2 separate regions of the Homo sapiens genome follow, and region 2 is linked to region 1. A link is an interaction called in ENCODE POLR2A ChIA-PET data of the cell type or tissue named here. Cell type or tissue: OCI-LY7. All regions are shown on one strand. Links, peaks and the distances in the headings refer to the core of each region. The heading gives the core; the rest is flanking DNA.

Region 1 (11,534 bases), core at 2,348-10,347:
GAAAAGCTTAAGAAGCTGAATTCTAATTCTTCAATTATAATTGTTCAATATCTTCCAAAAGATTTAAAGAAAAGCTTCTTAATCCATTTTTTTAAATTAGCTCTCATAGAGTACTTATTATGTGACAGGCACTGCTTTAAAATGCTTTATAAATAATAACTCAGTCCTCATACAGTCTTATGAGGCTAGTACACAAAAGGAAAGTGAAGCACAGAGCTCTTGAGCAACTTGTCAAGATCATTTAACAAGTATGTGTTTTAGCTCGGATTTAAACTGGACAATTTGGTTCCAGTGCCCAAGCTCTTAAGCACCGTGCTTTGCTATCTTTAAACCAGAACCCAATGAAGATAGCACCAAAATGGAAAACTATAGACCAATAATAATCTTAAATGTATATGTAAAAATTCTTATTGAATATTAGCATATCAAATCCAGTAGTGTATCAAAGGAAGAATACATCAGGGCAAGTTTGAATTCTTTCAAGAAGTTAAGAATGGGTCAATATCAGAAAACTGTTTAACAATAATCAATTACTTTTATAAATTGAAGGATTTTAACAAATTTTGTTTAATAGATATCAAAAGCAAATTCCATTCAATTTAATTAAATTTGGCAGCTACTCTTAAAAATTCCAGATAAAACTAAAATAGCAGTGATTACCTAATCTTGGTCAGGGTTTAGGTAAGTCAACAACAAATACGGTGTTAAATGCTGCAATAGCATACTAATGCTATTAATACACGTGTATCCCAAAACCAAGAGCTATTTTCATTATGTGCGAGAAGTAATTCATTGAAAATTGAAATGGGGTTGGGAGAAATGCCATTTAAACTATTAAGGAAAAATTGTATATAAGTACTTGAGTATATTACAGTTAAAATATTATTCCTTCCCAAATTAAAACTTAAAAGATATAATGCAATTTTAACTCATAATGCCATGGTTGTTTGTTAAGTAAAAAAAATAAAACATTTCAGTACTACGAAAGATTTGATAAAATTCAAAGGCAGACTATTAGGAGAGAAAATACTGTCAATTCACATATTAAACAAAGGATAACTATCCCTAATAATCAAAGAATTTCTACAATTTAGTAAGACAGTTACAAATGCAATAGACAAAAAGAACCAAAGGATATGCCTGGACCACATCATATATACTGCCTCAGATTTTCTTGATTGTACTTGTTTCCTGGGCTCTCTTGGCACCTTGTTCCACCCTGAGGCCAAAGCCCAGAGGATCTGGTTCCCCTGCTACTTCTGAATTACATGAAGCACAGCTCTGCAAGGCCACAGATCTGACTTCCCCAGTGGCTGCAACAGGGCTAGGTGGTACAACTTTCTACACGGAGGGAGAAATTAGATTCATGTGGAGCTATGATTAAAATGCAAAGGGATATGGGAGACAGCTGGCAGATAAATTCCCTCTCCATCCCTTCCTTCAGTGGATTTTTCCAAAACCTGGTGTTTCACTTCTGTCTGTCCAGAGACTTCCTGAATGCTGGAGAAGCAGCTGGGCATCTTGTGAAACTCAGGCGAGCTTGGTAATGCATCACCGTCTTTCTCCGCTTTGCTTTGCTTTACCCTCACTGCTGCCGATATTGCACCTTCAAATAAAGCATTAGACTTACGCTTTGCTTCACGCTGTTTTTCAGAGAACCAGGCTACAGCAGAATTTGAACAGAAAATTCATAAAACAAGAAATGAATGAAAATAGCCAATAACCAAAAAGTTATCCAGCTCATAGTGTAATGAACATAAACCACAATGAGATACCCTCTTGTTTCACACATCAGTTTGGCAAAAATTGAAAAGATGAATAGTGTCCAATGCTGATAAGATGTGGGAAAATAAGCTGTCAAATGAAGATGGGGGTAGGTGAGAGAGTGCATGGCTGCATGCTTCCTGGAAAGTAATCTAGCGGTGTTTATTAAGACATTAAATGTACATAATATTTGAGCCAGCATATCTTCTACATAGACATTAGTTCATATGGATATACTTGCAAAGACCTTTCTCAAAGTATTGCTATAATTGTAAATTATAGCAGACAAATGGAATGTCCACTTAAAATGTGAAGTACTTGAATAAAGTTTGGCATATCCATTTTATGGAATATTATACAGCCATCAGAAAGAATAAGTTAGAACTACGTGCTTCTGGAAAATAGTGCTCTGCTGTATTTTGGGTGAAAACAGAAAGTTACAGAATAATATCTATAATGTGATCCTGTTTTTATACAACAAAAAAAGTATATATGTTCATATATGTTTGTATAAGGGTTTAAAAAAAAGACATGGAGGGATACGCCAGACCGTTAACATTGGTTGCCTCACAAGGGTGAGATTGAAGGTGAAGACAGTTGTTAGCTTTTTGCTTGTATATCCTATATTGTTTGATGTATTACAGTGAGCATTAAAAACTAAGTGATAGATGGGTGGACAGCTGAATGGAAAGAAGGAAGGATAGAAATAATAAAAAAAGAAGGAATAGAAACTATTTTATCCAAAATATTTCAAATGTGTATATCTTTGATCTAATTTCTTTTGAACTTTGGTTGGTCAATCCTAACAAAGTAATTGCAGCCAAACCTTTACATTTTAATTGTTCGTGAGTATTAACAGATAAAATCTTTTAAAAACTCAATTTGGCCATGTCTATCAAAATTTCAATGGTCATACTCTCTGATCCAACAATTCTTCTCGGACTTTTATTTTATAGAAATACTGCTGGAGACATATAAAGATATAATGCATTTAATGTAATATTTTCAGTAAGGAAAACTAGAAACAAAGATTCATCAATAAAGGAATATTAAAGTAATATTATGGTCAGGCGTGGTGGCTCATGCCTGTAATCCCAGCACTTTGGGAGGCTGAGACAGGCAGATCACCTGAGGTCGGGGGTTCAAGACCAGCCTGACCAACATGGGGAAACCCTGTCTCTACTAAAAATACAATAAATTAGCCAGGCGTGGTGGCGCATGCCTGTAATCCCAACTACTCGGGAGGCTGAGGTAGGAGAATCGCTTGAACCCAGGAGGCGGAGGTTGCGGTGGGCCAAGATCGCACCATTGCACTCCAGCCTGGGCAACAAGAGCGAAGCTCTGTCTCAAAAAAAAGAATGTTATACTACATCCTATACAGTCATCAAAAAGAATGAAGTTGATGAGTATGTACTCATGTGGAATTGCATGCATGAACTGTGAAAAGAAAACAGCATTGCCAAGTAGTTTTAATGTTTTGTTTTATTATACATTATTACAACTGTACGTTCCATAATACTTATCTTTGAGAAATGGTATCACAAGGGATTTTTAGTGTTTATTTTTCTTACATTTCTTAGAGTAGTATATTGTGTTTCTATGATCAAAAAAGTAATAACAAGGCTGGGTGTGGTGGCTCACGCCTGTAATCCCAGCACTTTGGGAACCCGAGGCAGGCGGATCACGAGGTCAGGAGTTCCAGACCAGCCTGACCAACATGGTGAAACCCTGTTTCCACTAAAAATACAAAAATTAGCCAGGCATGGTGGCATGTACCTGTAGTCTCAGCTACTCAGGAGGCTGAGGCAGGAGAATCACTTGAACCCAGGAGGTGGAGGTTGCAGTGAGCCAAGATCACGCCACTGCACTCCAGCCTGGGTGACAGAGCAAGATTCCATCTCAAAAAAAAAAAAAAAAAAAGTAATAACAAAAGCTGACAAAATCTAAATTTTCTCCATAATTATATGTTTTTATTATCATAGGAAAAATAAATGACCAAGAAATTAGGTTTACCAATGCAGTGAACTGGTAATTTTATTTTTAATGTATATATTAAATCCTAAATGCAAACCTCTATTACGTTGTGTTATTTTATACCTTACATTGTTTTGAAAGGAATTGAGGTATCTTTTGACCAGGTCAGAGAACCATTTCAGTATATTCAAAATAATATGAACAATATGAACTCAGAAAACACTTGGCCAGATAACAATTGTCTTCAATAAATTTATTTGTGTATGTGTCACGATATTTGGGACCCTGTAAAGTTGGGGGTCAGGGTCAAGGTCCTGTTGCCTGTGATTAAAAGTTGCTAGTGAATTGTTGCTTAGGCACCTCCCAGGTTTCCTTACCCACACTATAAGCACTTTATAGGCCAGCTACTTTACTTCTTTAAAAATTAGTCTGCTCTGGCCAGGTGCGGTGGTGCACACCTGTAATCCCAGCACTTTGGGAGGCCGAGGTGGGCGGATCACCTGAGGTCAGGAGTTCAAGACCAGCCTGGCCAACATGGTGGAACCCCATGTCTACTAAAAATACCAAAATTAGCTGCACATGGTGGCATGCACCTATAATCCCAGCTACTAGGGAGGCTGAGGCAGGAGAATTACTTGAACCTGGGAGGCAGAGGTTGCAGTGAGCCAGGATCGCGCCACTGCACTCCAACCAGGCAACAGAGCAAGACTCTGTCAAAAAAAAAAAAGAAAAAAAATTAGTCTGCTGTGTCCAATTGTAGGTCTAACTCTTCCAAAACAAGAAGTGGATGTAGTGCCACTCCTTGAAGAAATAATGATATGAATTTTTAAAGTGACAAGTTGAATAATGTTATTACTGAGAAAATCATGGTGAAGAAAATTCATTTGTAGATAAGCTTCTTAAAGGGGGCTGGAATGGAAAAATGAATAAGCAAAGGAACTTTATTGCTTTGTATATTCTCTCACATCATCTCCTACTTTACCTTTGTGATGTTTATCACAATAAAATAATATTTCCTTCTAAAAAATTACACAAACTGCTAAACTCAGGAAGACCCGGATAGCAAGTAAGGCATTTAGGTGTCTGTCTTCCCATCCCCCTTTTTTTAAGTTATCAAAGAAAAATCCTGTATGCTTCCAAATATTTTGAAAAGATTAATTGCGTTGTTTCTAAACTCAGATGAAGGCATCAATTTATTATACTTTGCAGCTTTCCTTATGTTTTATAATATACTCTTAAAGAATACCTGGATATTTTGCTTTTGAATGAAGTCTAAGGACTCAAAACCTGGCTGGATCTCATAAACAATCAGCTTCTACATACAGGTCACTGTATACGCAGATGCATGGGTGAAACAACAGACACTTATGTGTCCCCACCAAGGGTATATATAATGCGCGATACAGAAACTGATTTTTTCAGTAAATTTGACATTCAGACTAATCTCATTACATTGAGAAGTGCTTTTGTGTGACCATTATTAATTACCTACTGTGCCAAGGTACTGTGCCCGGTGTCCTGGGGATACAGGGATGAGTAAGATGCAACCTTCAGATGCTTATAGTAAGTAAGGGGAAATAAATTACTAATCTTAGAAAAATAATCTTTAAAATATCTAATTTATTTCTTTAGCAGAAATGCTATCCATTTCCTTACTGGTTAGAGCCTTGCAAATTTTTAGCTGTGGCACCCTTGAAAGAAAAATATTTTGAATTAGGTTTATCTTCAGAATCGACCGGTATCAAGATGCTGAACTGATCTGGTTTTCTTCTTGTGCATACACAAAAAGTCAACACTTATAAGGTAAAATTATGATAACTGCATTGGATCATAATTTTGATTGTTACTTTTAAAAGGGTACAAAAATTCTGAGTTGATGGGCAAAATACTAATGTTGGATGTAATCGTCATGACAATTCGCTTTATTCAGTCTGGTTTTACCAAATATAGTCATTCACTTAAAGAATTTATTTTTGTTTAATAGTTTTCTTTTCTTTTACAGGAGTTTATATTGTCAGAAGATTATAACAAGATGACTCCTGTGAAAAACTATCAAGGTAGGGAGTGAGAGGAGTACCTTCATTACCCAGATTCTAAAATACTTCTTGGTGGTTTTCACTGCCACAAGAGAATACATACTTTACAATCATCAGGGAAACAAAACAGAGCAACCTTTTGAGTGAGTGTTATCCCTGTGTTTTGAATTAAGAAACTGAGGCCCAATGAGGTTGGGTGGCTTGCCTGGGGTTCTAATTAAGTGCAGAGCCAGATCAGGTCAGCTTGACTCCCAAACCCACAGCCTTTGTCTTCCTACTATACCATGCTGCTTTTCAACGTACAGCAGGTTTAGAAAGTGGGTCCAGTAAAAAGCTGCCTTAATAGGACTCATCTTGTATTTGGTTAAATGTTTTAAAAGTGCTCAGAGTGTGTTGTCCAAGGGGAAGAATTGTGGTTTTATCATGTCTTCAACATTGACAGGCCATCTGACAACAATTTTTGGAAGGGATTTCTTTATTCAGACTAACAATGTTGTGGAACCAGAAAGTTTGAGGTAGACCTTTTAACACTTAGAGGTCATTTCCTCCAATTCTCTTGACTCGCCTTTAATGAGAGGATGATCATCCAGCCTCTACTTTAGTACCTCCAGAGACACAGGAACCATTGTGATTTTGGAAAATTCTAAGCATTAAGTTCTTTATTTTAAAATTTGGAGCTAAAATTTATTTCTCTTTATTCTTTAATTTTCTCACATATCATTCATCAAATATTTATTGAGTGTCTATTGTGTTCTGGTAACAGAATTGTAATAGTGAACCAGACATGTATAGTGTCTGTGCATAAGCAGTTTATAATCATGGAGAGGATACGGATGGTAAGCAGGCCATTAAAACATTGTGTGATAAGTGATAAATGTTCCTCTATTGGTGTTTGCTTAGCCTGTTGGACCTACAGAAACTGAGTACAATCTCTCTTACACATGACAATCTTTCAGTTATTTTAAAACAGCAGTGAAAGTTTCTGCCCCTTCCCTTCTGTCTCCTGTTTCAATCTTGAGTGTTCTGCTCTCACTTCTCTTTTCCAGCCTATATATTTTACATCTGTAATTTTTATTTTAAGTTACCTGAGCCTTTATTCTTTAAAACAGTTTTTACATGTATCCTATAAATATATGCAATTATTATTTATCAAGTTTTAAAAATACATTACTTAAAAAAATTTTTTTAATTGGCTTGGTCACATATTTGGGATATCATATGGTACCTTTAAGACCATTTGAAAATATGATACCCTGTGGTAGGTAACCTTTAAGATGGTTCCTAATGATCATTGCCTCCTGGAATTTACCCTGTACCTCCAGTGTGGGCTAGACCTAGAATATGGCAAGTGATGGATATCACTTCTGAGATTAGGTTACAAAGATACCAAAACTTCCACCTTGTTTGCCCACTCTGTGCTTTTGTGTGCTTGCTCTGATGAAAGCCAGCTGCCATGTTGTGAGCTGCCCTGTGGAGAAGCCCACGTGCTGAGGAACTGAGGGAGGCCTTGTCAACAGCCAGTAAGGGACTGACACCCTAGTTTAATAGCCCACAAGGAACTGAATCCAGCCAGTACTATGTAAGAGAGTTCGGAAGCAGATTCTCCCCATCAAGGTTTCAGATGAGACTACAGTTCCATTCCACACCTTGATTCCATCCTGTGAGAGACTTTTTGACAGAGGCATGCAGCTAAACTGCACCAATACTTCAGACTCTGAGATAATTAACATTTACTGTTTTAAGGCACTAAGTTTTGGGGTAATCTGTTACACAGCAATAGGTAACTAATACATCCATGTAATCTGATAAGTACAAAATTATATTTCCCTTCTCTCTTTTCCTGAGCACTGTTCTTATATAGGGTGAATTTCTGGCAGCCATGTGGAGCAATCAACTCAAGCTCCTCCACAGTTCTCACTTGAATTGTTTGTTTTTTTCTTTGTTTTTTTTTTTAATTTTTAATTTTTATGGGTAGATAGTAGGTATATATATTTGTGGGGTATATGTGACATTTTGATAGAGGCATGAAATACACAATAATCACGTAAGGGTAGATGGGGTATCTGTCGCCTCAAGTATTTATCCTTCATGTCACCAACAATCCAATTATACTCTTTTAGTTATTTTAAAATGTATTGAGTTATTTTAAAGCTATATCTTCAGTACTTTTGAAGCTGTTTCTTGTTTTTATTTTTGTTTTTAGCCTAAATGCTGGACTTTACATCCTGTTATTCACAATCTCATTTTATTTAGCCCATCACCTCAGCTTACCAAGATATTTAGAAATCCCAGTTGTCATTAAATATATTAATTTCTGACTAATTTTGTGTTTTTCTTAAATGTATAAGCATAACATGCCATTTCCTATGTCTTTGTTAAAATAATGTTTGGCCTCACAGGTATAAGTATAATGAGCATATCACTAGAAACTTCTCTTCATATGCCATTATTCTTTGAGTCTCTTAATATTTCATATAAGTTCATTTTATCTACAGAGGATTACAAAAAATTGATAACTAGAGTACTATGGAAACCTATTCTCCACAAATTCCTGGAGATAATGATAAAGTGACACTTCGTGTTGTTTTTGTCATTCTTCTTAATACAATACTAGGCTCATGGGAGATACAAATAAAAAAATTTCTATGAGCCAGAACCAAAGAGAGAACTAAAACTCAGAGTGATACACATATAATCTGTCATTGCAGCTGTCTTGGGGAGATGGAGAACCAGTAAGAGATAGATACTTGTGTATGAACATGCACTTGGGGACAAGAAATAAGGCCTAGGGCCTGAGTGAGATGAAAAATTGGAACTGAGATTTCCATAAAAGGCTGAATCTCATAAAGGACTGTACCCCCATAAAAAGAGGAACAAGACTTTCCACTAATTGGCCCTGAAGACTACAAGGAAATTTATTCCTGACCCCAACTCTGGATAGAGGATGGAATTTTACCTCGATAAATCAAAACCTGAACTGAAAACTTTTGAGTTTGGAATATAAATTTTAACCAGTTATAACATGCTGGAACTCCATGTTAAGAAATTAACATAAAGTTGGTCCTTGGCCCATAAGACCCCACGGTTACTTGCTAGAAATCAATGCAAGCTCTTTTCAGTTAGACGAATTTCACAAAGGCCCTACAACAAAAACAAGCACTGCTTAAGATGAATTCTTCATTTTTTTTAAATTGTAAAACTAACAAGCAATCAATCCACCATGAGTAAATATTAGCAGATATCACAAACGGGATGATTGGAGTACCAAGAATCTTAGATAATGATCAACAAAGCAAAAGAAGCCATAACATAATATGTTAAATGATTGAAGAAAAAAGTTTCAGGAACAACAAGGAAATAAAACGATTATGGAAAAAACAGGAAGATTTTTAAGAGAACCAAATAGAACTTTTAGATAGGAAAATATAGTCATTGAAATAAAAAATCAGTGGGTAGAATATTAGACACAGACAGATTAGTGGAGTGGCAGATGGATTTGATGTCTATGGAACAACATTTTTAAAGTTCTTTTTTTGGGGGGCAGCAGGGAGACAGGGTCTCAATCAGTTGCCCAGGCTAGAGTGCAGTGGTGTGATCTCAACTCACTGCAACCTCTGGCTCCTGGGCTCAAGCAGTCCTCCTGCCTCACCTCCCAAGTAGCTGGGACTACAGGCGTATGCCACCACACCTGGCTAAGTTTTATGTTTTTTGTAGAGATGAGGTTTTGCCATGTTGCCCAGGCTGGTCTCGAACTCCTAAGCTCAAGCAATCCACCAACCTTGGCCTCCCAAAGTACTGTGATTACAGGCAAGAACCACTGTGCCAGCACATTTTTAAAGTTCTAAAAGAAGAAAAAACTTCCAACATAGAATTATATACCCAGAGAAAGTATCTTTCAAAAACTTAAGTAAAATAAGCATTTTTTTGGACACACAAAAACAGAAAGAATTCATCATTCATAGACCTTCACTAAATGAAATGTTAAAGGAAGTCCTTCAGGGAAAAAGAAAGTGATGCCAAAAGAAACTATGTGTCTACTCAAAAGAAAGAACAGTATTAAAAATGGGAACTGAAAGGTTTTTTTCATATGTTGTATGAATCTCTTTAAAAGACAATTGACTTTAAGTAAAGACAAAGTAGCAAGGGGTTAATAATATATGTAAATTAAAATGTGCAACAATAACACAAAGATCAGGAGAAATGGAAGTATACTATTGTAGGTTCTAGAATGCTATACACAAAGAGGTATAATAGCACTTGGGGAAAGACCATGGTAAGTTAAAGATATATACTATTAACCCTAAAACAACTTTTTTTTTTTTTTTTTTTTTTTTTTTTTTTTGGAGACTGAGTCTTGCTCTGTCACCCAGGCTGGAGTGAAGTGGCACAAACAATTGTGGGCACACCCCAGGTTCAAGTAGTTCTCCTGCCTCAGCCTCCCAACTAGCTGGGATTACAGGCACCCGCCACCACACCCAGCTAATATTTGCGATCCACCTGCCTTGGCTTCCCAAAGTGCTGGGATTACAGGCGTGAGCCACCACTCCTGGCCCAAAGCAACTATTAAAATAACAAATTGAGGACCAGGGACAGCAGCTGACAGCTGTGATCCTAGCACTTTGGGAAGCTGAGGTGGAGGATCCTTTCAGCCCAGGAGTTTGAGACCAGCCTGGGCAACACAGCAAGACCCCATCTCTAAAAAAAAAAAAAAAATACCAATTAGCCTGTAGTCTCAGCTACTAGGGAGGCTAAGGTGGGAGGGTTGCTTCAATCCAGGGGTTTGAAGTTACAGTGAGCTGTGCCTGCACCATTGTACTCTACCCTGGGTAACAGAGCAAGACCCTGTCTCTAAATAATAGAATAAAATAAAAATAAACAGCAAATCAAAAAATGACAGCTAATAGGCAAACCAAGGAGATAAAGTAGAATCATATAGTAATTCCCAATTAATTAAAAAAAAAAAGCAGACTAAGAGGAAAAAAGGGGTAAAGAACGGGTGGAAAAATATAAAACAACACAGTAATAGATGTAAACCTCACAATGTCAGTAATCACATTAAAAATAAATGATCTAAAGGCAATTAAAAGGCAGTTAGTATCAGACTGAGTGAAAGGTGAGACCCAAGTATAAACTATAAGAAGTGTGTTTTACATATAAAGACACCAATAGCTTAAAAGTAAAAGGAAGGAAGATGATATACAATGAGAATACTAGTCAAAAGAAAACTGGAGTGACTTTTTAAATATATCAAAGTAGATTTCAGAGCAAAGAACATTACCAGGGATAAAGAAGGTATCATGAGGGCCAGTCTGCCAGAAGACCATAACACTCGTAAATGTTTATGCATCTAATAACATGGTTTTGAAATATGTGACCCCAAAACTGATGAAACTTTAGGGAGAAATAGATACAAGTTATAGATAGAAATTTTAATATTTTCAATAATTTATTGAAGATATTAATTGATAGAATAAGTAGGCAGAGAATCAGTAAAGTACAGCAGACTTGAACAAAACAGTCAACAAACTTGCTCTCATTGACATCTGTAGAACATTCTATCCAACTAAAGTTTGTTTTATTTATACATTATTTTCAAGTACGTGGAGAAATATTTATCAAGACAGACAATATTCTAGGCCATAAAATAAATCTCAGTAAATTTGGAAGGATTTAAGTCATGCAAAGTATGTTCTCTGATCAAAATGGAATTGAAGTAGGAATTAATAACAGAAAAATCTCTGGGACAGGTGCAGTGGTTCA
Region 2 (11,534 bases), core at 1,063-9,062, 310 kb before region 1:
GTGAATTTGAAATCAGTACTTAAAATACAGCATCTATATGAAGTCATGCTTACTTGAAAGAATTGGTAAATTCAAATTTTTTTCTAAGTCAATTTAAGTATATACAAAAAGCAATCCATAAAAAGGCTAACCATCTTTACATGCAAAATATTAGAAGTTTACATAAAGGTTGAGTATCTTATTTCATGAAATTTAAGCATATTCCTAAGATGTCATTAAAAAGCAAAAATTTTAAAGTATATAAACTATGACAATTATCTTGCTCTCCTAAGTTGTGTCATCAATTAAGAAAACATAAGCAAATCAATCTTAACACGAAATAAAATTACTAATCAGTATATTTTACAAAAATTGGAGAAAAAGAATAAAATGAGTCATTTGGTAATAAAAATCTATTAATTATTTTAAAAGTTAAACAGAAATAGCAAATTTTGCTTTCTTTACAAAGTGAGCCTATATCCTCCGTAATGTTCCTCATGTGTACTTATTGTCTATGTCAAAACTTACTCCTTGGGATATACAACACTTTGTGCTAATGCATAAAGTTTCTAGGATCACTACTTGTATTTGTGAAAAAAGTTTTATTAGCACACACCTTCAAGTCAAGAAGCTGTCTCACTTTGGGTTATGTAGAGTCCACAAAAAAGTCAAACTAAATATAGTGAGTCTAAAGGCAGTATTAGCATCTTTGTCAAATAGAGAAGAAGCAAATGAACATTTCTAAGTTGGTCAATAGTCCTTACAGAGGCTAAGAAAGTTAAATGTATTTAATCTAGAAATATCTATAATTTTTATAAAATACTTAAAAAATTCTTGATATATTTAACAACATGTCTATTACACATTTTAAAATTTGCTATCATCCTTGCACCTCCCCTAAACCTGCTTCTCCCCAGTGTACCATCTCAGTCCTTGGCACAGCCATCCATCTCTAGTGGTTCGGACCAACTGAATCATCTGGGAACCATCCTGGATTGCTTCTTCCCTTATTGTCCTCATCCTTGGTTCTCTTTTGCATTAAGCCACCTCTCAGGACCTCCAAAGCTAGCATAGAACAAAGTACTACTACTAGTCTTCCTGCTTTCATTCTTGCCACTCTATATTCTCATCTAACAGGTGAAGTGGTATTTCAGAAATAGAAATCAGACGTCACCTCCCGTAAAAAGCCTTCAAAAGGCTTCACATCATACTTGGAATATAAAAATATATTTATTGTAGCCTAAAGAGCCATTCAATATTTGGCCTCTGCCTACCCTCTAAACCTAGCTATTACTCTATTCCCCGCTATGTAAGCTCCAGCCATGCCAGCCTTCCTGTTGCTTCCAAACATATAGAGAGCATGTCCCTTTCCTTGCCATTTCCTCAAAAAATATTTATTGTAGCCTAAAGAGCCATTCAATATTTGGCCCCTGCCTACCTCTCTAAACCTAGCTATTACTCTATTCCTCCCTATGTAAGCTCCAGCCATGCTAGCCTTCCTGTTGCTTCCAAATATATAGAGAGCATGTCCCTTTCCTTGCCATTTCCTCTGCCTAGATATTTGTGTAATTAACTCCATTATTCAGGTCTCTGCTTAAATGTTACCTCCTCAGACGAAAACTTAGGTAGAATATGCTTTCTCTGCCTTAAGTTAGTCTCCACTCCCTTACTCTGTTTTGTCTTCATAGTAGGTAGCACCCTACTATCTACTACAATAGTAGTAGGTAGTACTACTATAAAATATCATTTATTTATTTTCCATGATTATTATCTGTCACTCAGTACAAAGACATAAGCTTTCTATTGTTCCTGCTGTACTCCCAACACCCAGTAACAGTTATTTGGCATAGAGTGGGCACTCATTAATTACCTGATATCAAAAGAAAAATGCTTACAATGACTACAATTATGCAATTAAAAAAATACATAGAAAGAAATATATTATTATTTTGGCAATACAGATGAATTTTTTCCAACATTTCCTTAGTGAACATGAATTACTCCATAATGGGAAAAATAAATGTACACAAATACACACATAAACAACTAAATTTTTTTTTTTTTTTTTTTGTGAGACAGAGTCTCTCTCTGTCAGCCAGGCTGGAGTGCAGTGGTACGATCTCAGCTCACTGCAACTTCCACCTCCTGCGCTCAAGCAATTCTCCTGCCTCAGCCTCCCGAACAGCTGGGATTACAGGCGTGTGCCATCACGCCCAGCTAATTTTTGTATTTTTAGTAGAGACGGGGTTTCACCATGTTGGCCAGGCTGGTCTCAAACTCCTGACCTCAGGTAATCCGCCCACCTTGGCCTTCGAAAGTGCTGGGATTACAGGCATGAGCCACCGCGCCCGGCCAACCTTAAGTTTTAAAAATGCACAGGAATTGTTAGCAGTGATTACATATTTGGATAGTGCAATACCAGTGGGTATTATCTTTTTTGTTCTTTCTACTTTTCTGGTGTTCCCCAAAACTTTGTTTAGTGAACATCCTTTAAATTAAAAAAGAAAGGAAACACATTATTCAGAGATATGAAAAGATGAGTGACATTTGAGCGGCTTACTCTTATTGCTAGTAAGAGCATGAAAAGGGGCAAATAAACTATCACATCAGGAAGGATTCAGAATGTATATTTAGGGAAGACTTCCTAATTTCTTGACTAAGATTTCTGCATCATTGAAAGATATCACCAAGGATGACTTTGGAACTTCTCTAGAGATGTTCCTTTCAAAGAATAAGCAAAGTAGCTTTAATACATTACTGCCTAAAGGCAAGACTGCTACATGATGTCTCATGGTTCTTTTCAGACTCTTTGATTACACCACTCACTTGACTTCACACTCTGAATATTCCTGATCCTAGTGACAAAAGTTATAGTATATTTAAGTCCCAAAAGTTCATCATCATTCTAAGTTCAAACTAAGTAATTCCTAGTAAGGAATTTCCAATGTGAGAATGTTATAGCCTCCAAGCCTTTCAGAACCTGTTAAGTAAAATCCCCAGAGTTTAAAAAAAAAAAAAAATCAGAATTTTTAACAAGGGTGCCAGTTCAAAGCTGGAAACTAAAATTTCATGAATATAAATGTGCACCCTCCCACAGAAAAAAATACGACTGTCACTGAAAAATATTATCTATGTAACGAGAATTGTTCATTAATTTTCAAATGTAGATGACAGGTTATCCCTAAAAAAAATTACATATATGCCTTTTTTACCCTTTGTTAATTAAATTGTGAAGGCATTACGAAAGTTCACAAAAAGCATTTCTATAAAATGAAAGCATTTAATGACATGAATAACAGCTTTCTATCTATTTCACACACCTGTGTAAGGTTAATCCCTTTTTGTCTGTGAATTTTGCAGATTTCCAAAATCCATAGAATTTTAGAAAAAATGCACCTAAAATATTAATTAGAACTTACATTTTCTCTTATGTAGCTGGCTATGACGAATCTCATTAGCGCACCAACTGTGTCTGCAGATTATGTCACAGGCCCTTATCATAAGTAAAATAGTGGAATGCTAGACTTGCACATTTTAATATCAAATACAGAATTTGATATTAAAATTATTTTAATACAATTCTCAGGTGAGAACTGAAATGCTCCATGAAACCAAAAATGCCGTGTCTGTACTGACTACTGAATGCCAAAAGCATGGAACGATACTTGGTACACAGTAGGCACGCAATACATACCTATATGAAATTAATCCACCTGTTAGCCAATTCTATATTAAATGAGTTCTGAGTTGATTACATATTGTATTTCAAGATTTTCCTTGATGTTCACTTGGCATAGTACCTACCTAATCTGATGTATAAGTGAAACAGAAGCTGGATAAGACCTCACTATCTGTTTCCTTTAATCTATCAATCTCTTTGCCTCTGGGAAAAATTGCACTTAACCAAGCATACCTCATCAAATACACAGAGATGATTCTCAAGACTGTTTTTGCAAAAAATAATGCTATGGTACTTCTAAATCATTGGCAATCTTTGTAGATAAGAAAATTAGTTTAACAACTTCAAATAATAGCATTTTCTATACAAGTAGAAAAAATATTACCATTCCTTGTCATGTCCAATAGTAACCCACATTCTATTCAAATGAAGATCATAGACCATTAGCAATAAATGTACTATTAAAAGCATATATGCCTAATTCCTAATATTAACTTGTGAAATAAAAACAAACATGGAGCTTTTGAATGTACACTTTTAAAACATTCAGATAAAATCTGCTTTAAGTTACCAAATTACTGCCAGCAAAAAACTTACCGCCTGTCACTTCACACATTGGTGTGATTGCAGAGTCATCTAAAGGCACACCTGTCAACTGTTCTGATTCTACTGACATGGTGCCAGGCAACCGCAACACTAATGCAAAGAGTCTCTGATCCCAACGAAAAGGTTCCTTGGTCAATTCACTTCCAGGCAAAGGAGAATTAAGAGGTAAATGAAGCTGAAAGTAGGGGGGAAAAACAGTAATAAGAATTCCACAGACTATTTTTTCAAAAAGCCTACTTTAATTACACTTACGTTAGAACTGCATCAACTCTCCTATCACTTGAAAAACAAGCTCAAATATAAAAGCTTACTTGTTCAGACATAGCTAAAACAGCACATGATACTGTTTAATTTTCTTAAACTTACTTTGAAGATATAGACTGAAAAAAATCTGTATTGTTGGAATGAATTTCAGATTTAGACTCAATTAATTACTGGGTGCTGAATTGCTTCCAAATAAATAATTTCATTTAATCATTAAAACAACCCTGTGATAGATATGTTATTTTTCTTTTCTTTTCTTTTCTTTTTGAGGTTGCAGTGCAGAGGCACGATCTTGGCTCATTGCAACCTCTGCCTCCTGGGTTCAAGCAATTCTCCTGCCTCAGCCTCCCGAGTAGCTGGGATTACAGGTACGCAACACCACGCCCAGCTAATTTTTGTATTTTTAGTAGAGACAGAGTTTTGCCATGTTGACCAGGATGGTCTCAAACTCCCGATCTCAGGTGACCCACACGCCTCGGCCTCTCAAAGTGCTGGATTACAGGTGTGAGCCACCATGCCCGGTCTTATTATTTTCTAAATGTAAAAAAAAATAGACCTCAAAAAAATGATTTGGCCTCCTGTGTCCAGAGTCAGTACTTTTTTATTACACCACAGCAATCTCAAACATCTTTACAGCTCTTAATATTTTAAAATATGCTTCATTTTATATAAGATAAACAATCTCAAAGCATTTGTAGAAGAGTAAATTTTTGTCACTCTAATTACATTTTAAATGTAGTGATTCTTACCACATCTGAGTAAATGTAGAGAGGTTTGGGGGTTTTTGTATGTGTTGCATGTTTTATTAATAATAGATGTTTCTTCCCTTACACCTGCTAAGTTAGAATCTTTTCTGAGATTCTTAAGCATCTTAAAAAGTTTTAAATGACTATAATGGGCCCTTCTATACCAACAGAGTAACAGTGTACAAACAGAATCCACATATTCATCTCAGTATCACTCAATGAGGATGACCAGACACTATGTTTCTCATGACATGATGCAATACCACAACATCAACTATAAAGGATTCTTACCAAAAAAAAGAGGAAGAAAGAAAAGATTCGACCTGAATTGAATCAAGCCTTCGGTTCTAACTACCAGTTTGCAGGGAATAGTGGGGATATAGGATCAAGTTAAACACCAGCACAAGAGAGCAATCAGTCAAATCCAGAATGTGGAACATTATACAGGACAAATGACCTGGTTTCTCCAATAAATCAGTGGCATAAAAAAGCAAAGGGAAGGGAATCTGAAGAGTTAAAACTGTTATAAAAGAGGCAAAAGCGAAGATTTTTGAGACAATCAGGAAATTTCAAGATTATATTACTGGAATTGTTAATACTCTTTTAAGTGTGATAATGGTATTTAAGTATATGGTGCTTAGGAAAACCAAAATCCTTACCACTTACAAATTTTTTAAAAATAAAATCAAGACTCAGTTTAGGGCTTTTTTCTACAAATACTGGAGTATATTTTTATACAAAACATGCTTTAAAATGATCACTTCTAAATTAATTGTCATTTTTTATACTAATTTCTTCACAAAGCAAGACCTAATTGTATTGTGTACAGCCTTTCTAAATCTCACACAGAGAAGACTTCCAAACTTGATGGGGGTTGAAGTCATTCTACACTAAAATAGACTCAAGTTTCTTCATTGACTTACATCAAACCATTAAAAAAAGAAATCCAATTCTATTCTAGGAAGAGTTTTCCTAGTGAAGCTATGTTATACTGGCACCTCTCTTCAAAAGATTCATGCCATGAGAATATGCTGCAAGACTCCTTCATCAAGATCAGCCAAGATTTTGTGACTCTGGACAGAAGTCATGAGTTCTTTCTCTGGCACGTAAGGCAGAAGGCAGAAGCAACAGAGAAGGAATGCTGAAGAAATCTGGGCCAGCATATTCTCGAGGAAGGTTTCCCAGCCTCACAGGCTCTGTGACAATTGTAAACAGCTCAGGAGCTCCAGGCCCTTGCTGCTATTACCACACCCTGACAGAAGATAAATAAGCAAGCACTACTTACATCATCTCCTTTTACCCTTTAAACCACCTTTAAAGTATTTGGGAAACACAGCTACCAAGTACTTGGTCATTTTCTCTCTAATATCACAAAAATGTCAAAGCACCAGTGGTACTGCGTGAAGTTTCAACTGTTAATGCAGTTGCTTTGCAGAATAATGGATAGATACATGGAACTGTCTTGAGAATGTGGGGGAAAACAGGCACTGCGCGGACCACACACACACACACACATGCACACACACAAACTAATCATGTAATGATGAGCATCTGCAACGCAGACAATATAAAATGAAATAAATGGCCTTTGGCTGTACAATGCTGAATCTAGAATGAATTTCAAATGTAAAAAAAAAACCCCAGCAAGGTTCACAAGCATATTCTAAGCATTTTACACATAGCTATATCAATTTTATAAACTTTAGGCAAATTTTTATTTATTTTTCTATTGCTTCTCATTTCTCCCTCTGCAAATCACCACCAACCTCCCAAAACCAAAAAAGGGGAAAATCCGCTATAGTTTAAATGAATTAGTAAAATAAGGAGTAATGGCAGGCAAATAGAAACAGGAAAAAGATTAAAATCTGAAGGAAAAATCTCAGGAGGATTGACTTACTCCAGGTTTAAAGTTTACAGGTGAAATTCCAGTAATGTCTTAAAAATCAAAGGGGGTGGGGAGGTCTTCCTGAATATATGGACTTTGAGAATCAAGGAAAATTGCACATAAATGAAGAAAAATATAAAGTTAGTCACTAGAAAAATATGCAATAAAAATAGACAATTCCCAAAAGCAAAAAATGGGCAATAGATAAGGATACCTAAAAGGAAATCCATATGACCTATAAACATGTAGGAAGATGATGAAATACACTAGTTAACAGATAACACAAATTAAAATATTGATATCATTTCACAATAAGATTAGCAAAAATTTTTTAAATTTGACAATACCAAGTGATGACAAGAATATAAAGCAATAGGAACTCTCCAATACTTCTGGTGAGCCTATAATTATACTACCATTTGGAGAACAATTGGATAGTATCTGATAAAGCTAAACATGAGCATACCCTAAAACTCAACAATGCCAACTCCTAGAAGAACTCTCATATTATTTGTATAAGATGTTTAAAAAAAAAAAAAAAAGCAATTGACTACAGCATTATTTGAAACAGAGGAAAACGGGAAACAATTTAGAAGTCCAATAAGGGAATCAATAAATAAGCTGCAGTCTGTTCACACACCACATCTGAAATGAATAAACTAGAACTCTTAACATCCAACATGGATAGATCTCAAAACAATGTTTTTTGGGTAATATAACATACATACATATAAGAACATATATCCAGAAAGCACAGCCTAACAAATTTTCACAAGTTGAATGCCTTTGTGTAACTAAAATTTGTATCAAGAAAGATAACTTTACTAACTTATGCCCCTCCCCAACTGACTAGTTTTGCCTGATTTTGAACTTTATAAAAATGGAGTATTGTCTCTTTGGTTTATGGCTTCTTTCATCATTGTAAAGGTAAGAATCACCTATACTGCTACATACAATGGTAGATCGTTCATTCCTATTGCCATATTGTTTATCTGTATATCATAATTAGTTTTATTTTTTAGAGACAAGCTCTTGTTCTGTCACCCAGGCTGGAATGCAGTCACATGGTCATAGTTCACTGCACCCTCAAACTCCTAGACTCAAGAGATCTTCCTGCCTCAGCCTCCCAAGTAGGTAGGACTACAGGCACGTGCCACCACACTCAGCTCACTTTTTAATATTTTGTAGAGAAGGGATCTTCACCAGTCTGGCCTCAAACTCCGTAATTATCCTTTTGAATTGTTTGGGTATGTTATGAATAGTGTAACTATGAAATTACAGTACATGTATTTGTGGAAAATATATGTATGCATTTCTGTTGAGTATATACCTAGTTGTGGAATTGCTGGATATGAATATGTTTACTTTCATCAGATACTGCCAGTTTTCCAAAGTGGTTATACCAATTTATACTCCTACTAGCAGCGTATAACAGAACCAGTTGCTCTGTATCTCCTTCATCAACACTTAGTTTTGGCTGTCTTTTTCATGTTAGCCATTGTGGGTGTGTGTGTGTGTGCGTGTGTGTGCGTGTGTGTAGTGGGGTGGGGTTTTAATTTCCCTGATGTTTATGGAAGTGGAATACCTTTTCATACGCTTATTGGCCATTTCAACGTGCTCTTTTGTGAAGTGACTATTAAAGTCTTCTGCTTATTATTTTTAATTGGGTTGTCTAGCTTTCTCTTATTGATTTGGAGGATTGTTAATCTATTCCAGATGTCTTTTATTGCAGGGATCCCCAAGTCTGTGGCCTGTTAAGGAATGGGGCCACACAGCAGGAAGTGAGCAGTGGGCAAGCAAGCATTACTGCCTGAGCTCCACCTCCTGTCAGATCAGCAGTGGCATTAGATTCTCATAGGAGCATGAACCCTATTGTGAACTGCACATGCAAGGAATCTAGGTTGTGCGCTCCTTATTTGAGAATCTAAATAATGCCTGATAATCTGAGGTGGAACAGTTTCATTCCAAAACCATACCCACCCATGTCCACAGAAGAACTGTCTTTCTTCCAGGAAACCAGTCCCTGGTGCCAAAAAGGTTGGGGACAGCTGCTTTATTGGATACATTATAGTATTGCAAATATCTTCTACTCTGTTACCTCTTCCATTATTTTAGTGGTATCTTTTGATAAACAGAAGTTATCTAAATATATTTTTCCTTTCACAGTTAGTGCTTTTTGTTTCCTCATAGATAATGAAGATGCTCTCCCATGTTTTCTTCTAAAAGCTTATTATTTTCCCACTTAAAATCAAACCTGAAATACATCTGAAATTGAGTTTGGAGTATGGTCCAAAATAGGGGCAAAGATACATTTTTTTTCCCAAATGGATATCCAATTGATACAGGCCATCCTTTCTATGCTGCACTAGAATGTCACCTCTTTCTTATATCGGGTGACTGTACACGTGGTAGTCTATTTCTGTGTCAAAAACAGTATTACATGGAAGGAAAAAAAGGCAAGATGCAAAATGATGCACAGAATAGCATCTCTACACATTGTTAAAAGTAAACAATGTTTAGAATAGTTTTAGATATGTGTAGTAAAAATAAGAAAATGTGGACTAAATGACTATAAATCAAATTTGCAATTGTTGATTACGGGAAGGGAAAGAGGGAGGAAAGTGACACTGAGTAGGGGAACAAGGGAGACTACACACTATCAATCTGCAATGTTCTGTTTCACTTATTAAATTTTTTAAAATCCAAAACAAAAAGAACAAGGCAAATATGGCAGAAACTTTTATATTCCTTATTCTTATCCAAAGTACTGAAACATATTAATATGAAGATAATTGTCAAAAGCCAGTAAATTATTCAAGTAGTTATCTGTACCTCTTTTCCAATAATGTCATTATTTTATACAAAACCAAAGACAAGAAAACTTCCTATATGCCTCAACTGAACAAGAGAAAGATTAAGTACAGTAATTACTAACTCCAAAGCTCAGACATTTGTAAGGACCCCTAACAAAGAGTTATTCTTGATCAGCCATTAAAATACACTGCAAGAAGGTAGACTACTTCCTGAAAACTATATATGCATTCACTCATCATTTTTTATGTACCTACCAAATATTAGGTATGTTTAGGCTCTGAGGATTTAAAGATAAATAATAAAATACACCCAGTACTTTAAGAGTTCTAAACAGAAGGATCATGTTCCTGAAGGAATCTGTTTCAGAGCTGTATTTAACAGAAAGAAGAAAACTGAGAATCACAGTACTAGCTAACAAGATATTTAATAGGATTTTTATTTCTGAACACTGGATGGGATAAGAGTTTCATAAGAGCTGTTTTCTGAGAGTTAATCCCAAGAAACTCTAGTATGAGTATTCAAATGGAAGTGTCTGAACTAATGATGCTTTAAAAAATATAGCCATTAATAACAATAATACTTTTATAGTGGTTACTATTAGAAGGCGCAAGTTATTCTAAACCCGTTATATATATTAATTCATTTAACCCACAAAATAAACATATGAGATAGGCACTATTATAGTCCTCATTTACAAACAACAAACAGAGAGCTTCAGGACTTGTCTGAAGGTACACAGTAAGTGGTGAGGAGACAGAATTCAAACCCAGGTAAGTCTGGCTCTTAAACACTGTGCTCTTAAACACTGTATTATACTGCCTAACCAGGAGTGGAAATATAATCTGCATTTTTAAAAAATCAAATGTTGAATTAATATTAAAAAAACTAATTGTATTCAATGAAAAAAGAAAACCTTAATTATAAAAATAACTACTTTTAGAAAAAAAATTTAAATTAATTTCTGTATCAATCTAGTGATTTTAAGTCCTTAATTAATACATCTTATAAACACTGTAGGTTATTTTTATAATGCACGGTCCTATGCTTTTCCCCTAGTTACTCTTCATACAAAGGAGTGGCAATATATTTTTCTCCCTCTTGCTTTTCCCTTCCATTTCTTAAAACATGGGCAATAACAATAAACAACAATAGCTAGCATATTCTGAACACTTACTGTGTGCCAAGCACCATTCCATGAGCTTTACATACAGTATTTACAACAAGCAAATGGGATAGATACTATTATTATCCCCTTTTCAGAGATGAACTGTAATATAAGATTGTATGTTAGGAGACATCTGTTTGGAGAACACACTCAAGTAACCCATGCTATATCATCAAGTCTGGAACATCTAGGGAGGGAGGACTGCAATTTTAAGAACTGAATAAACCATGTGTGATTCAATAATATAGTAATTTTCCCATAACCATGATATTGTGGGCCTTTATTAGAATCTTATAAAATTATACTGGGCAAAGTTTCAGTCTAATGGACTAATAAGCAGAGAAAATTATTGTTTACATTCAGTTTATTTTTTGCTTGAATACAAGTGAGGTTTTC

What was found. Peaks named below come from ENCODE experiments on the same cell type or tissue, not always from the same donor. Only the 100,000 strongest peaks of a DNase experiment are listed, where the experiment ranks them.
Region 2: POLR2A ChIA-PET joins it to region 1 with 5 read pairs; 2 of 35 experiments call an interaction of 5 or more read pairs at or near these places.

What each region holds. Positions count from the first base shown.
Region 1 is chr13:51,697,856-51,709,389 of GRCh38, forward strand. It overlaps WDFY2 (WD repeat and FYVE domain containing 2), which reads left to right. Exons shown (of 12, transcript NM_052950.4): 4 at 5,741-5,795. Among named protein-coding and RNA genes, the nearest start is that of DHRS12, 100 kb to the right of the region's middle. In OCI-LY7, for the core only: no CTCF peak of the experiment used is centred there; a DNase peak (open chromatin) is centred at 6,746; H3K4me3 peaks cover 1,119 bases; H3K27ac peaks cover 1,632 bases.
Region 2 is chr13:51,391,045-51,402,578 of GRCh38, forward strand. INTS6 (integrator complex subunit 6) reads right to left here. Exons shown (of 18, transcript NM_012141.3): 5 at 4,256-4,439. Among named protein-coding and RNA genes, the nearest start is that of MIR5693, 48 kb to the left of the region's middle. In OCI-LY7, for the core only: no CTCF peak of the experiment used is centred there; a DNase peak (open chromatin) is centred at 5,527; H3K27ac peaks cover 566 bases.